Linked DNA regions of Homo sapiens: region 2 is linked to region 1. Evidence: chromatin loops called from intact Hi-C (ENCODE). Cell type or tissue: endothelial cell of umbilical vein. All regions are shown on one strand. Links, peaks and the distances in the headings refer to the core of each region. The heading gives the core; the rest is flanking DNA.

What was found. Peaks named below come from ENCODE experiments on the same cell type or tissue, not always from the same donor. Only the 100,000 strongest peaks of a DNase experiment are listed, where the experiment ranks them.
Region 2: a loop joins it to region 1, with 2.8 times the contacts of the local background. A loop is called at or near these places in 3 of 110 quality-filtered maps.

Annotation. Positions count from the first base shown.
Region 1 is chr5:67,297,323-67,305,476 of GRCh38, reverse strand. No RefSeq gene overlaps it. Among named protein-coding and RNA genes, the nearest start is that of TILRLS, 33 kb to the right of the region's middle. In endothelial cell of umbilical vein, for the core only: no CTCF peak of the experiment used is centred there; DNase peaks (open chromatin) are centred at 1,886 and 3,926; H3K27ac peaks cover 3,294 bases.
Region 2 is chr5:67,400,589-67,408,742 of GRCh38, reverse strand. No RefSeq gene overlaps it. Among named protein-coding and RNA genes, the nearest start is that of TILRLS, 140 kb to the right of the region's middle. In endothelial cell of umbilical vein, for the core only: no CTCF peak of the experiment used is centred there; DNase peaks (open chromatin) are centred at 3,932 and 4,232; H3K27ac peaks cover 3,155 bases.

The sequences.
Region 1 (8,154 bases), core at 1,191-6,190:
CAGTATTGTCATCTCCTGGACAGACACTGGCCTTTAGCAAGTTCTTTCATCTCCCAGGACTTCAAGCTCATCTGCAAATTGCAGAAGGCCTCTAAAGTTCTTTCCCTAAAATACTCAATTCTCAGGCTTGAGAAAATGAGGGCTCCTTTGACAGCAACAGGGCTACGCAGCCAGTACTTTTTTTAACCTCAATGGGAGTTGATTTTTGACTTACATCATCCTAAAAAAAAAAAAAAAAAAAAAAAAAAAAAAAAAAAAAAAAAAAACAAAACTGATGCTTCATTTTGTCAAGCATAACCCTGATCTCTGTTTCAGGATGACTATCTAGCTCTGGTCCCTGGAGTGCCCACTATTCCTTAAATAGGGCATTGTGGAATAGCAAGTGTCCTCACATCCTTCTAGATCATGCCAAAGACTCATCAGGTTCTGGAATGATCCAGTAATAAAAACGTAGTAAAGCTAAAGTTGCTGCAAGTGAGAGAACATTTATGAATGAGATTTGTCTCACTGCACTAACATCAGTAAGTGAATCATTCCACCTCCCACTAGCCAGAAATTCCTCCCGTCAGATCTGCAGGATTCACCATCCAACAGTTTTTATATCCAGTTGGGAAACAGGAAGACGGGTCCCCTATAGTGGATGTTAAAATAAACAAGGTCTGGAAGCATGAGGAACCTCTTGTAGCTCTAAGAAGCTGAGACAGAGAAGGAAGTGCCTGAGCACCCCGTGCAGCATTTTTATACGTTGCCTTGATATATAAGTCAAACTCAATTTACAAATTATGACATGAATGCTAATACCCATTTCTACACAAAGATGCAACACTCTTTTCTGTTTTTTTTTAAGAGTTTATATTGCTATTCACTACAGATGAGAAGACAGGAACCGAGAAAATAAAATGTCATGAAAGTTATAGATGTTGCAGAAACCTTGTTAAGTCCTGGTTTTGCAATTTACACATATTCTATGCTCAAAGGCAACTAGGTCCTGGTTCACACTTAGCCACTTCCAGGAATTTTTTTCCTCCTTGTTTTACTTTTCATTCCTGGAGATGGAGCCCAAAGGACATACGAACCCCCTAAAACAGTATCCACATCCTTATATTTATGGGTATATGTGCATTTGTTTAGGAAAGGAGCTCAAATTAAACACCAAAGGGATTCAAAAACCCAACAAAGCCAAGGACTTCCATTCTAAATGGAGGTCTCCATCCATCTTTTAGAGTAAGGAAGTGGGTAAAATGGAGCCCACATGGATGCCTGTAGATTCCGTAGACAATTTATTCCAGGGGAGACTCCTAACAGATGTCTGCAATTGTTATCTTCAATGCTCAGTAGGACCCCAACTACATTATGTTCAAATTATCTGGTTTTGATTCAAAAAAGTATTTGTTGTCTGCCTACTTGTATCACGACTGTACTGAATATTAGTGATACAATTGGCATGCACCAGTACGGCTGTATGGGTTGTTAAAATACTGAAGTTCTTCTATACTGTCCCAGCCAATGCCCTCTCCCTCTGAACCTCTGGAGCTCCCCCAAATCCCTGATCTAAAGGGTTAACTATGGCAATTCAGAGGTCCTGCAGGACCCTATAAGCCCTGTGGTCAGTGTCTGTGTAGAGTGACTGGTCCCACTGACACAGCATTGGTTAACATTTCAACGATCACCCTGAATATAATCAAAAGCAAAAACGGATCAGACCTTGCCCAATTTTTTGCTCATAACCTGTATTAATCAGGGAAATGAAGCTGCTGTGAAAAACAACCCCCAGATCGCAGTTACCTCATGTAAGTTTATTTCTCAGAGTCCTCATACAGGCTGGCCCTATACCAACCAGGACCCCGGCTTTGACATGGATGACCTCACTTCCATGACATTCCATTGGCCAGAACCCAATCACATGGCTCCAATCTGACTGCAAAGGAAGCTGAGTAATGTATCTTCCTGTGTGCCACACAGTCTGACTTACAGCCTAGAAGGGCACATGGCTATGAATCAAATAATCACATTAATAAATGTAAAGGTGTACCTGGGACAAGCTTCTCTCTCACCGTTTTGCCCAGGGCTCACCTCTGTATGTTCCAGAGTGGTGTTTCTCAAAGATTAGGTGCATCCAAAACCTGCAGGGCTGACTCAAACCTGGACAGCAGGGCCCCACGCAACATTCCTGATTCAGTAGGTCTGGGGTAAGGCCTGAGCATTTGGTTTCTAAGAAGCTCCCAAGTGATGCTGATACCAGGACCATACTTCACCCTACTTTGATTCCCAAGCCAGTTTTCCTAGGTCATCAAAGAGGGCCTGAGTCAGGAAAATCTTTTTTTCTCCTGTTGACATTTCCAAAACCCTTCTCTCCTTGAGTGTCTTGGGTTTTAACTGTTTCCCCTCTGGGATTTTGGCATTTAGGTGGTATTGCTGTCTTTCTGACTGAGGTGAGGAGGGCCCTGAGGCTCGTGAAGTCTAGTTATATCTTGCCAGTGATGCCTTCCCTACCCCTTCTCCCTCTCTGTCCAGTGTCCTTGCCCAAAATCAGATCTCTCCAAAGCCATTCAGGACTGGCCAATACCACACTACATGGAAGTTGTCTTCAAGTACCATCCTTTCTTTTTTGTGCTCTTTTTATTTTCCCTCTTATATAAAAACTCTGTTAGCTGCAACTCTCACTTCCTTTTAGAATATTAACTCTGGCTAAAAGGAAACACAAACTAACAATTTTATTATAACCAGGAGCCAGAAAATAAACATTTATTTAAAATGTTTACTTTTCAGTTTCTCCCAGAACACTGACTCCTGGATGTCATTGAACCACTGCTTGTTGTATGTTTCATGTCCAGATATCTTTTCTTATATATGTTACATAGGCAGTGGATAACGTGGTCAGGTAGATTGGAGTTCAAACCCTATCTCTACTTCTGCCCACTATATAACCCTGAGCCTCAATTTTCTCACCTGTGAAATGGGGATAAAAATGCCAACATCATAAAACTCTTGTGGTGATGAAGTAAGGTATCATTTGGAAGCCCCAGGGATAGAAAGCCTAGGCCATATTCTTCAGGTACTTCATACACAGAGATTATTAGTCATTCAAGATGGGGTATCAGTGCCAAGTGCTGGCAGCATTAAACTGCAAACAGCACCTAGGTTTTTATACCACATCCCAATTCTAGCTGTGTGATCCTAGGCAAATTACTTACCCTCTCTGTAACTATAGGCTTTTTGGCACCTGTAAAAAAGGAAATTTAGTTGCCATCTTGTTTCTCCTGTGGGCATTCTGCAACTAAATAGGAAAGAAGATTAAATTCTTTCAGCTCCTTAAAAAGGAGTGTTCTATCAATTCAAACCTATGATTATATAATCTGGCAATATCAGCAAGTAAGCTAAATAGACTATGTGATGTAAACTTGTTTTTCGAGGGAAAAGATTAGTCCACCAAGAAGGGATTATCTACAAATAATAACCAGCACAATTTTAAATGCGAGGTTGAGTTTTTGGTCTTTCGTTTTTTAGTTTGTTTTGTTTTGTTTTAGCTGATTTTTAACCAGAAGAGCCTGAACATGAAAGTTTTAACTTGCAATCTGGTTGCTAAATATTTAGAAATGTTATATAGCAACTTGAGGATTAAACATCGATACATCATCCAGGGGATAGCCGAGGTCATTATTTTAACCCAGGGTTGAGTTAGCATAATGTCCTTTCTCCCCCAACTAATTGCACATCAGGCACCTGAGCCAGTTAGCATGTGACCCAACAGCCCCCAGAATCTGGAACTGTCCAGAAGCAACGCTGCTGCTGAAAGGCAAGTTAGGAGAGTTGATGCCATCCATCAGGAAATTGAGTATTTCACATAATGTGCTTTTCCAGCTTAAAGAACTTTGTGAACGACATCTTTCTCACTCTGTTAATGACAGGAAATGAATCATTCCTTGCTTCAGTTGGCCAGCGAAGCTACATTTTTCTAATCTTAGGGAGTTACCCTGCAGCAGGATTTCTCTCTCCTGAGGGCGGCCCTGGAAAGGCCTCCAACACTCAGAATTTCTCAACAGACCTCGACCATATAGGGAAGGCCTGTGCAACCCAGCATGTGAGAAACTCATGACCACTGGGCTGGGAATTCTAACACGTGGTGTCTCTTCCCCTTCAAGCTCCACAGAACAGTAAATCATGAGAGGATTATTTTTGTTTTCTATTTTTATTTTTTGGCTTAAACAACAGAAATATATTGTCTCCCTGTTCTAGAGGCTAGGATCCTGAGATCAAGGTGTCAGAAAGTTGGTTCCTTCTGAAGGCTGTGAGGAGAAATCTGTTCCATGCCTCACTCCCAGCTGCCGGTGGTTTGCTCTCAATCTTTGACATTTCTTGGCTTACACAAGCATCACCCATATCCCTGCCTTGGTTTTTACATGGCATTCTACCTGTGTTCATCAGAGGGGTTTTTTTTGTGTGTATGTTTTGTATGTTCTCTGTCCTTCTACCTCCCCAGGTGGAACAATTGAGATTTAAATATTACAGAAAGAATGAGACTTAAATATCCCAAAATCAACCCATGACATGGAGTAAAAATGAAAACTTGTCAGTGTAGAATCTAACAAACAATATCACATCACCAAGTGGGCTTGAATGAGTTTCTATCTATGCATTTTGTAAGCTATCCCATCCTTACACCCCCACCTACCCCCAAAAATGCACTCTTCCCCCTGGAAAGCTTGAGCAGATATTAAGTGTTTATGGAGAAAAATAATTGAGGGAGCAATTAAAAGAAGGGAAGAAAACATTGGTCAGTGCCTGAATATGCTGATCTCTCTTCTAAGTATTCCATGGGGTTTATCTCACTTAATTTGAACAAATCAGACCTTGGGCTGCCCAGCCCTACACATTTACGACTTTTTCCATCCCTGTGCCTTCTAATTCTCAGAATCAGCCCTCATGTAGTCTTACTGATTTTAAACAGAGACACTTGATTAGAGGCAAAAATGCAAACCCACAAAACAAGAAAGTCTGTACACCATGAAAGGAGAATTCTTCAACCACTGGCCCAGGAGTGCAGGGCTTTGGCTATCTGCAGAGGCAATTTGTTCCCAAGCCGCTGCTTAGCACATATTTTCATACCCAAAATTGTATCCTAAGTGGGTAGTGTGGAGAGGAAACAAGTAGATACAAAGGGTGGGCCTTCTAGATAAGGAGAGAGCACACAAACATGCAGAATGATCCCAAAACAAATGCAAAGAAACAGCAAAGTGACTTCAATAGCAGAACAAGGAAAAACTGTGAGCTAATGACATACAAAGAGAGGGAGAGGGAGGCAAAGAGAGGGAGGGATGGTAGGAGGGAAAGGGAAGAAAATATGAAAGAACGAAAAATAAGATCTATATGGCAGTCTATGCTATATTTAAAGTGACAGGATCATTTTTCTTCTCTCCAGAGTGTAAGCAAAATGATGGTGAACTCTGAATTTGAAATGGATTTTATTTTATTCCTTTCCTTCCGCATAATCCAGCCCCACAATACACACACACATAGCAGAAAGTTAAGTGATTTTTCAGCCTGAGGGTTTCAAATGCTCAGAACCCTGTAACCATGGGTTCCAGTTCCAGCAGAATAATTAGAGCCCTTCTCCTCCTTTGCCTTTAATGGTTGTTGGTTGGGAGTGCATTCCCTTTACTTTTCTCCTCAAGGTCCGAGTCAGTGAATTTCTAGTCTGTAGCAAGATTCTCTGTTATTTATTAGGGTACATGGGGTAAAAATATGTGTGTTATTATGAGGATAAAAGAGAAAAGATTTAAAGTTCACAATGGGGAAAACATTTTAGCAAATTAATGACTCAGAACTCTTGTTACCCACATCCGTGAGAAGTGATCATTTGTTAACTTAAGTGAGTGTGAGATGAAATGCCTTGATTCCATGTATCAGTAGAAGAATGTGTTGATTAGAACAGAGTCCCAGCTAGAAGATGCCAAAAGCAAGAAATTCAAACATATTCACATTTGCTCCTGACCACTAATGATTTTAATTGAGGTGTCACATCTTTTGTGAAAACAAATGATTAACTGTGGCTATAAGATAAAAAGAAGGCTGTCATTAGTGGTTCCAGAGGCCATTAGTGGTCAAGATCATTGGTTCTGGCACAAGACAGCCTGGACTCACATCCCTGTTTCATCACTTATTGAGTGTGTGATCTTGGTCAAGTTACTTAATCTCTCTGTGCGTTAATTTCCTCATTTGTAAATTGCAGAAAGAGTAGTACTATGGTCATTGAGTTATAGAAATAATTAAAATAAATGAGGTAATACATGTACAACAATGAGGAACAAAGTCTGGTACATGATATGAACTTAAAACTGATAGCTTTTAAGATTTTAAACCTATCTATAATAGTATAGAGCCATAATGTTCTAGAAACAAGGAGGAAGGAGTGCCTCCATCTACCCTCTTGTCTAAGGGTGAGGATCACTACCAAAAATTAAAGTTGTTACAAAGGTTATGTGTTTCCTACATGAACAATGTGAAGGTTAAAAAATAAGTAAAAGAACAACTGAAATACAGGCATTGATTAGTTTAGTGTTTCGCTATGAACATTCACCGCACATAGCTGAAAGAAGTTATTTCCTTTCCAACAACACTTGTCTTCCAAGTACCACTAGCTAAATGGGAGATGCAAATATAAAGAGAAACATGATCCTCACTGTTTAGAGGGGCACAGCCTAAAAATGAGGCATTACAATATAATGCCCCAAGCACAGTGTCAGAGCACCAGGGTGTGCACAAAGCAATGGAGGACCACAGAAAAGGAATGATTAGTTCTACCTGGGAAATCTGGAGGAATATGTGTGCTGAGTCTTAAAAGATAGGTATGAGTTCTTTAAAGGATAAGAAAATTCTCTAAGGATAAAGTGGGACAATACTGTGAATGGCCCTATATGATATTCTGAAGAGGATTAACTTTACCCTGTAGACACTGGAGAACACTTCCAGAGTTTACTCAGTGAAGTAGTGGGCCCATGTCTATGTTTCAGAAAGATACCCTTAGTGACAGTGTGGAATATGGGTTTGATGGGGCAGAAAGATCAAAGGAGGGATGACAAGGCAAAGACTACTGAAATAGCCTAAGTATGAAAGGATGAAGCCTGAACTAGGATGGAGTCAACAGGTGGAAAGATGGAGACGGCTGAATACGACCAGGAAGTGTCAACTACTGAGATGTCTGTTAGGACTTCAGAGTCAAAATGAGCCCAAGGATTCTATTCTTGGACCAACAGCCAGAAGGAATAGACACAAACATTTCTCTTGTGTTTTGGGTGGGAGTGGTGAAAGATACAGATGTATTTGGACATACTGAGTTTGAAAAGCCTATGAAGTAATCAGATGAAGGCACACAAAGATAGGTGGGACCAAGCCCTAGAGTTTACGCAGAAGACAGGAGTCTGCAACATGTCACTAAATGTCACTGGCATCCAGGTTGTCTTTGAAGATAGTTGGGGAGGGCACATAAAGTCAAGGAAAGGTCAAGGATGGAATCCCAGGGAACACAAAGTGGGGCAGCTGATGGAGCTGTGAGAGGGACAGGAATGTGGTTAGAGCACTCGGCCAGGGGACTCTGGTTCTAATTCGGACCTCATGCTAACATTTGACTCTCCTTTTCACCAAGCATATTGATGAGAAGACTGTTTCTCTCTATTGGCTCTCTTGTTAAACAGCTCAGTAAACATCTGTGAAGAATAGGGAGCCTGGAAGCTGGTACTGGAAACATCACTGATGGGTAATGGGGACACTACTTCCTGTCTCGCTATCCTTGCCACAGCTTGGACTCTGGGACAAGACCACACATGTTCTTTGTATGACCTGTCACTGTAGAAGTATCCACCTTTTCACCCCACGGCTTCTCCAGAGACGCCACTCCATTTCTGGCTCCATGCCAGATCACGCTGGCTGCACATGGCTTCTCAGCATCCTACATTGCAAAGTGTTAGCTTCAGTTGGTCCATAAGCTTTTACAACCTCCTAAAATAATCTTGCTTAATGCAGTCTCAAGGCTTGAATATTTTCAAAAACACAGGACAAGCTATAGGTTTACCTGTTTTAGAGATATATGTAATCATTAGAGTCAGATGAATCATGGATTACAATTTTGTCTCTGTCCCTTGTTGGCCACAGGATTTC
Region 2 (8,154 bases), core at 1,562-6,561, 100 kb before region 1:
AGGACTAAAATAGTTTGTTAAAGGGAACATCTTTATACTAGTCCTTGAAAAAGATTTTATCCACATTCTGTTTAAAAGAGGTTTGCAACATAAAGCATCCCCAGCTCTCTTCTATTGGTCCCTGGCTTCTATTTAACAGTTGTCCAGAACATTTTACAGCCATTCAGCTTGGTTGCCATTGATTTCTTTGACTGAACTGAGAAAATATCACAAAATGTTCTCATGCCACTGGGGTACTAAACAGAAAGTACAATAATGTTCTTGAAAATTTTTTTAAAACCTTTATTTGTCTTATAGCCATGGCCAGATAGAAAACATTTTGTAAAGGAGAAATAAACAAATATCTTCTGTAGTCTTTCTTCTTAATTAAATGGATAAGAAACAGATAATGTTCTCCTTATGGGTAATATAAGTAAATAATTATGTATCAGTGGCAGATTTCTCACAGTGGCTTCATTGGTTTGATGTCATTCATACATAAGTAGACAGGAGAAACCTAAATGGAAAAAAAAACCACTGATGCAGTTTGGGCCAGGGAATAACATTTAATAATGCAATACTAATGCACTGCAGTGATAAAAAACAGACATTCTTAAAATTTCCAGAGCTCTGCAGCAGACATTTGTTTGCAGTATAGATATTAGAGAACCACATTTCCTTAAATTCTAGTACCATACGGACCTATAAATACTAAAGAGAACATAAATCGTCATAGCTTTATTAAGATAGTTTATGAAGATTCTATACTTAAAATTTCAATTTTCAGCAATGAAAGAGAGTGATAAACTTTCTTTAGTCTATTAATACTGATAAAAGAATGTTATTCATTTGACCTAAATCAAATACTAATTGGAAGGAACTGGAGGATTTCTCAGAACCAGGAGAAGAAAGAGAAGACAATGTAGACTAGAACCAACACTTCTTTTAGCCCTTTCTAGCGAAACTTTTCACCAGGACTTTGTCAAGAATTGGTGTCAAATACCAGTTGGCTCTACCTTTAAATATATCCAGAATCTGAGCAATCCTTATTACCACCACTGCCTTCACTCAATGCAAGTTCTCAACTACATCACCGCAACAGCCTCTTAGTGATCTATTTCCAATCCTTAGTCTCTGCAGCCTAGTCTCAACCCAACAGAGTAATCATTTTAAAAGTTAAAGCAGTTAGTTTATTTCTCATCTGCTCAAACCCTTGCAATGGCTCCTAGTTTCACTTAAAAAAAAAAAAAAAAGAAGAAGAGAAGAGAAGAGGGGAGGGGAGGGGAGGGGAGGCTACAGGAAGCACAGTGGCTCATGCTGGTAATCCCAGAACTTTGGGAGGCCGAGGCAGGAGGATCACTTGACTCCAGGATTTTGCCTGGGCAATATGGTGAAACCCTGTCTCTACAAAATAAATAAATAAATAAATAAATAAGCCAGGCATGATGGTGCACACCTGTAGTCCCAGCTGCTTGGGAGGCTGAAGTGGGAGGATCACCTGAGCCTAGGAGGTCATGGCTGCAGTGAGCTGAGATCATGCCACTGCACTCCAGCCTAGGTGATAGAGCAAGATTGTCTCCAAAAAAAAAAAAAAGTTTTCATAATGGTGTACATGGTCTACATATACTGGGGCAAAACCACCACCATCAGTCATTCAATAATCCTACCATATGGTCCAGTAACCAGGTCCATATTTATGCATATAGCAAAATAGGACACTTCCAACATCTGGATTATATGACATTAAGGAGCCAGAAAGTCTTCCTCACGTTCAAACACTTGTGCCCCTCTTGCCGATGGATAATAGAAATTCAAGCAAGAGGCTCTTTATGTCTGACCTTATCACTTTAACCTTTGTTGAATAGCAAATATCCTTTAGAGAGGCAGAAAGGTTTATTGTGAGAAATTTTATATATTTAGGGTATATTAATTTCTCATACCCTTTTTGGCAGTAAACTTTGATAGAAAAATAATATACATGCTGCAGTAAGGACAGAGGAAAATGTGATAAAATCTTATTGAACAAAGAGGCAGAACACACACAGTACAAACTTCAGCTGCATCATAATTTTACAAAGGGCCAAAACTAAAAATAATTAAAATTAAAAATTTAATGCTTTTTAAAATATTCACTATTGAAAATATTAGTACATGCTTATTGTAACAATTAAGACAAAAATAAAAAATAATTCTTACTTTCATCTCCAACTATATTTCTGTCACCATCAAGATACATTATTTTAACAGTTTAATGTACATCCTTCCCCTGAGACACATTTAAATTAAAAGTATACTTTTAATTATATATTCATTCAATACTAAATGAATTAAAACTTAACACTGAATTCCTTTTTACCATTTACTCAGGCTAAGGCTGTTTTTTTTTTTTTTTTTTTAAATCCTAGCTTTCTATAAAGTATTTGAAGATGATTATTTTATTAAAAAGAAAGAAAAAAGGGATTCAAATGCAAATGATCTTTCATTACATCTCTCACTAAGTCTGACAAACTCTAGCTTATTAAGCAATTTTTTGCTTAAGTTTGAGATTTTTGTCAAAGGTCATGCATTCTTCCAGAAGAAGGAAATAAAATGCTATTTTCCCAGTGGAAAATTTGCATAAATATTTTCCTTGTTTTTTACATTGAAAATACACTTGGAGAAATTAATGATGATTTCTGTGGTGTTTTGGACATGTCTTGCGCTCAGTAAGAACTCATTACAAATATTTCCTATAAGCCCTCATGACACATTCCTGGTTTTACAGATAAGAAAACAGGATTGGAAAATTCAAACACTTACCTGAGGTACACAGTAAGTGGCAGAACCAGCACGGAGAGACAGTTTAGTCTGGGGAGGCAGTACAGTACTATGCGGTAGTCAATAGGATGGGACTTTGGGTCCAGTCAAAATAGGGTTTGGATCTCAGCACTGCTATTTAATGTTGGATATTAGCCACCTCTGCATCATTTTGAACAATATTAACTAACATGTTTAGAATCACAATTAAGGAGCAGAAATTACCCGCAAGGAATTTCCAAAACTCAAAAAGAGAATATGTTCAGACCAATGTTTTTCCGATATATAAGGAAATGTCCGCAAAATATCACATTCAGCTTTTAATTTTTGTTTTTGTGGTTTTTAGTCAGATCTTTATACTTTCAAAATTGTGTTTTGGATTAAAATATTTTCTTTTTTTTTTCTTTGTTAAAAACAAAAGGGAGGGAAATGCTTATTTTTTTTGAGAAAATGGAAAAATAACAAATTAACAAAGTTGCTACAGTCAACTCAGCAGAGTATAACTTTATATATCTATAGCCTAGTAAATGACAATTTTGGTTTCTTGGAATCACATTAGAATATGGGAAAAGAAATAGAAATCAAGAGCATGGTTAGAGCCAGAATAAAACAAAAGTCAGAAGGCAAAGTGCTAGACTGAGATGGGGTGGAAACTAAGCAGACAGATGTAGCAGAACCATATTTAGAAATGAGAGGAAAATATCATCTCTCACTTATCCCTTCAATGAGTTTATAATCTAGGACGAGATGACAAATACGTTCTCTCATGTGTAAACTCCATCTGATTGATGGTAGCTGTCTAAAGTGTTGTGCTGAAAGGGATGCTAAGGCTCTTTTTAGGCTCTGAAAGTATTACGAAGATTCTTATTGTCTAACCTGGTCTTAAAATAGGGAATAGAACACGTATGTGATGCATTTGCTATCTCTTGGCCAGGCAGACAGAGGAAGTGGGACTAACAATCACCAGCACTTGCTTTGCATCAGGTGCTTCAGACACAATTGCTTAAATCCTCATAAATACAAAGAGGTAAAAATTACCATCTACATTTTACAGATGAGGAAAATCCTTCTCTGAGAAAATAACTGGTTACTATTTGGAGAAAGAGAAAAACAAACAATGACTTTGCAATGGAGGGAAGGGAAGGCAGTGAGTGTGTAGACGACTATTCATACATATGAAAAGTGTGAGTCAGCTATTGCCATTCAGGAAGAGCCAATGTACACAGATGTCTTCCTATCCCAGTTTTCAACATTTCTTATATTTAAGTTTCACAAATATTTTGCAGTCTAAATTGTCTCATTCTTCAAGATTTGCCATTATACTAATTATAACTTCTTTATAAATGATAAATTACGTTTCCCTTTGAAAATTATTTTAGAGTTTGAAAAGGACTTTATTCAAACTCTCTGATTACTACTCTTAGACCACAAAGAGATTTTATGACAATAGAAAAGAAAACATGCTAGCCCGAGAGTACAGACCTCATTAACAGTCTCAGCTTTATCAGTAACTTACCTGTATCTTGGATTAGTCACTCTCCCCGTCTAGGCCTTAGTTTTTCCCATAGGGGATTGGACCATGCCCTCTAAGGTCTATGTGGACTCCCAAAGCCTGTGATTTCTGTTAAGTTCAAAATGCAATTCTTACTAGAAAAAGTCAGAGAGGCTATACTATGAATAATTAATAATGCTGGTTGAAAACGAATAATAATTTTTTGGTTCCTTTTTTCAAATCATGTAAGACATTTTAAGACACAGAACATCTATTAGCTGAAAGCCCCTTGCTGGGCCTGAAGAGCCAAGGAGAGTCATTCATTCACTCAGTGTGTGTGCACTGAGCACTGGTTATGAATAAGGTGCTGTGTAAATGTGAAGGAAATTTAAAGTAAAAATGGGAAGGAAATTTAGAGTAAATTTATGTACTCTAAACTAATGACTCTAAACTAATTTACTCTAAACTAATGACTAATAAATGTATTTAAGTAACTAAAACATAAATAAATAAATAAAAAGAAACATAAGAGTCATACAGATAAATTGGTATGAAAGGTAGGAGAAAGGGTATATTACCTCTTGTGGAACTATGGAAGGGGTCAAGAAGTCTCCATAGCTAGAGCCCTGTGAGGTGGGCTTCAAAAATAAGTAAGTCTTGGCCAAATAGGGAAGAGTGTGAAGAGGAAGGTGATACAGGCAGATGGTTCACCGTAAGCCAAGCAAGGAGGTGGGAGAATGCAGTACATAAATGGAGAAGAGAAAAAAAGTCCATTTTGGCTGGGTTGAGGGCAGCAATGGTAAATGACAGTGGAAACTAGTATAGTCATCAGTGCCAAGCACAGGAATTAAAGACTTTACTTTCTAAGTTCAGTCTTTTTGAGCAGGAGAGTAAAAACCTTAGCCATCTACCAGATTAATCTGGCAGTAGGATGTAAGATGAATGCAGCTGAGAAGATCCCAAGTATGGAGAGGTCAGTGAGGAATGACTTCAAAGTCTAACCAAGAACTAACAAGTAGCTGAAGCATCATTGCAGTGAGAATGGAGAAAAAGGGGCAGATCGAAAAACTAATAATAATCACAATAAGAGCTAACATCTATTGGTGTTTACTATGTACCCTGCACTGTTCTGAGCCTAAGTCATTAGCTTATTTAATCTTCACGACATTCCTATAAAGTAAGTTTTATCATTTCAGTTTTACAGTTGCAAAATCTGAGAAACTGATTAAAAATCACCTGAGGTCACCCATTTAGTGGCTCATCTCTGGGTCTAGAGTCTTATTGCTTAATCATTCTATAATACTGCTCTCCTGCAGAAATAAGATTGACATAACTTGGCCACTGGTTAATAATCCTCTCAGGGAGTCACTGGTTGTATATGTAATAAAAAATAATAAGTTGATAAATAAAATATGTAACAAGTAAAATAAATATGCCCAGCTTACCTACAGCATTTGCTCAACTCTTTAGAAATGCGTTACCAAATGAACAAGTCCACCAATCAAATAGCCATTCCTCTCAGCCCCACCTGCCATTGATTGTGCTGTTGCTCCCCAGGTGAAATATGTGAGAAATTCTTTTTTTAATTTAATAAGGGAAAAGAGTTTCTACCTCATCCCCATCGTGTGATGGCTAATTTTATCCTTTGTGTGGCTTTATGCCAGGTAAGCCGAGGACACGGACTCAGTAGCAAACCCCTCCCACGTTTCTCTCAACCAGTCCCTTGACTATGTCAGCAACAGAGACACAGTCCTCTCCAGTTTTCGACCACAAGACCCAACTTGAGTTGAACCAGTGATTAGGAACAATGTGTCCTCAGTGAAGAACACATTGAAAGTGCCTATTTTGAAGGAATGATGCTCTACATCTACAATTCTAATTTTCCTTAATTCTCAGAGGTAACCATGATAGTTGTGAGAATAGGCAATGCCCACCAAGTGACAACCTATCTGCAGTCCATATTTATGCTGCTACCACATCATTTTCTCTTTCATTTATTTCATTGCTTTTTGTTTACTTGGCTGTCAGTAACGATGCCTAGGAATACAATAACATAAGCAACAGGAAATTCTGGGGAAAGGAAAAATGTCAGTGACTAAAAGTCAAAGATATTAATATCTAGAAACTGAAACAAAATGCCAGTTATTTCTCTATTTTTAAAGAATAGGCCTTTGTTGGGCACCTTAGATTCAATGCTCCTGTTCTGAGTTGCTCTCTTGCATCTGCATTCCAGCTGGTGGAATTCAATGCAGGAAAGGGCACAGTTGCCATTTGATAAAACACATTTAATTCCCAGCAGGAAAAATTAACTGTCTTCACAATACTGCTCTTGATGTAAATATATTGTTTTTTGAATTCCAAACACCTACTAATTTGCTTTAAATTGCCCTAATAATAATCATTGCTTAAAGTTACAGCAGTGAAACAGCTTCTGCTTTTTGCAAACCTAATTTTGACAGCAGGTGCCTTTTATGTCCTTGTAATTTTTCCTATAAAGATCATTATCCCTTAATTGTAAATTGCAGCTGCTTTGAGGGTATTTTGGTTCATGATGATGGTTTGATTGATTATTGAAGTTCCAATCCCACTGTGCTAAAGAGTCTAGTCTGTTGGGATTTCCAAAAAGCAGCATCAAAATCTTCAATGTCAACTCACATTAGTTCACTCTGTCACAAAACTGTCAGCCATGAGGTGACATTGTTTATAAAACACAAAGATGATTATCTTTTCCTTTTTTGTCAAAAAAATTTAAAAAAACAAAACATTTGTATGTGGCTTCAAATGATATGTTTCCTTAGCTTCTTACTCAAAACCAGATATGCTTTTGGAGTAAACTAGTTTAGACAAAGTGTTTTGTTTGAAGGATATTATTATATTTAAAGAGGAACAGGATTTATCTAGATTTTAAGGAAAAAAAATATGAAGATGGTAATATATTCAAGACTTTTCATGTTTTAAAAAGTAATAATACATAACCTCTTAGAAACTCAGTTTTGCTATGTTCTCTAAACTGTGTGATAAACATAAAAGGGAACAGATGTGTTAATTATTCTTGAAGCTCATCCAATTTTTACGTCGAAGACTCTGTAGCTACATGTCTATCTACATTTGTTTTTCATCAGAGACAGGGATGTTGAGTATGTTGATCTCAGAGACATTCTATCCTCTTTGGGAGTCTACCCCAACAGAGGATAAACATATAAAATTGCCTCCTGTCCCAGTCCCATTCCTTTTCCAACTTCTTAAAGAGATTTAGCTGTGTGACCTTTGGCAAATCCCTCAACTTCTCCATGCCTCAACTGCCTCATCTATGAAATTGTGCTAACAGTATAACCTGATTTTGTGCAGACCAAATGATATAACCTACTTTACATTCTTAGAATAGTCACTATCACACTTTAAGCACTCAAATAATACGGATTATTTTATGTTCATTATTAAATAACTGCATATCCTTATTGAGCACACTCTCGGGACAGGCACTCTACGGGGTGGAAGAATGAAATATGATCTCTATCCTCTAAGGGTGAGATCAGAAAGCTGCAGCCAACTGCAGCATGTTTTTGCTTGGTCCCTAAGCTAAGAAGGAATTTTATATTTTAAAAGGTTTTTTTAAATTAAAAAAAAATGAAGAAGAAGAAGAATATGCAACAAATACATGTAGTGGCCCTCAGAATCTAAAATATTTGCTGTCTGGTACTTTACAGAATACATTTTCCAAGTTTTGGCTCTGTAGGGAGCAGAAATGTCCTGGTGAAGTAACTAGGAGAAGGCTACAATCTTTCCAGGGGCAATAGGGGGAAGAGAATAGGAGAGGGGAGGGAAGAAGTCACATAAGGTTTTAAGAAGAGGTTATATTTGAAGTAGGACTTGTGGACTTGTAAAGT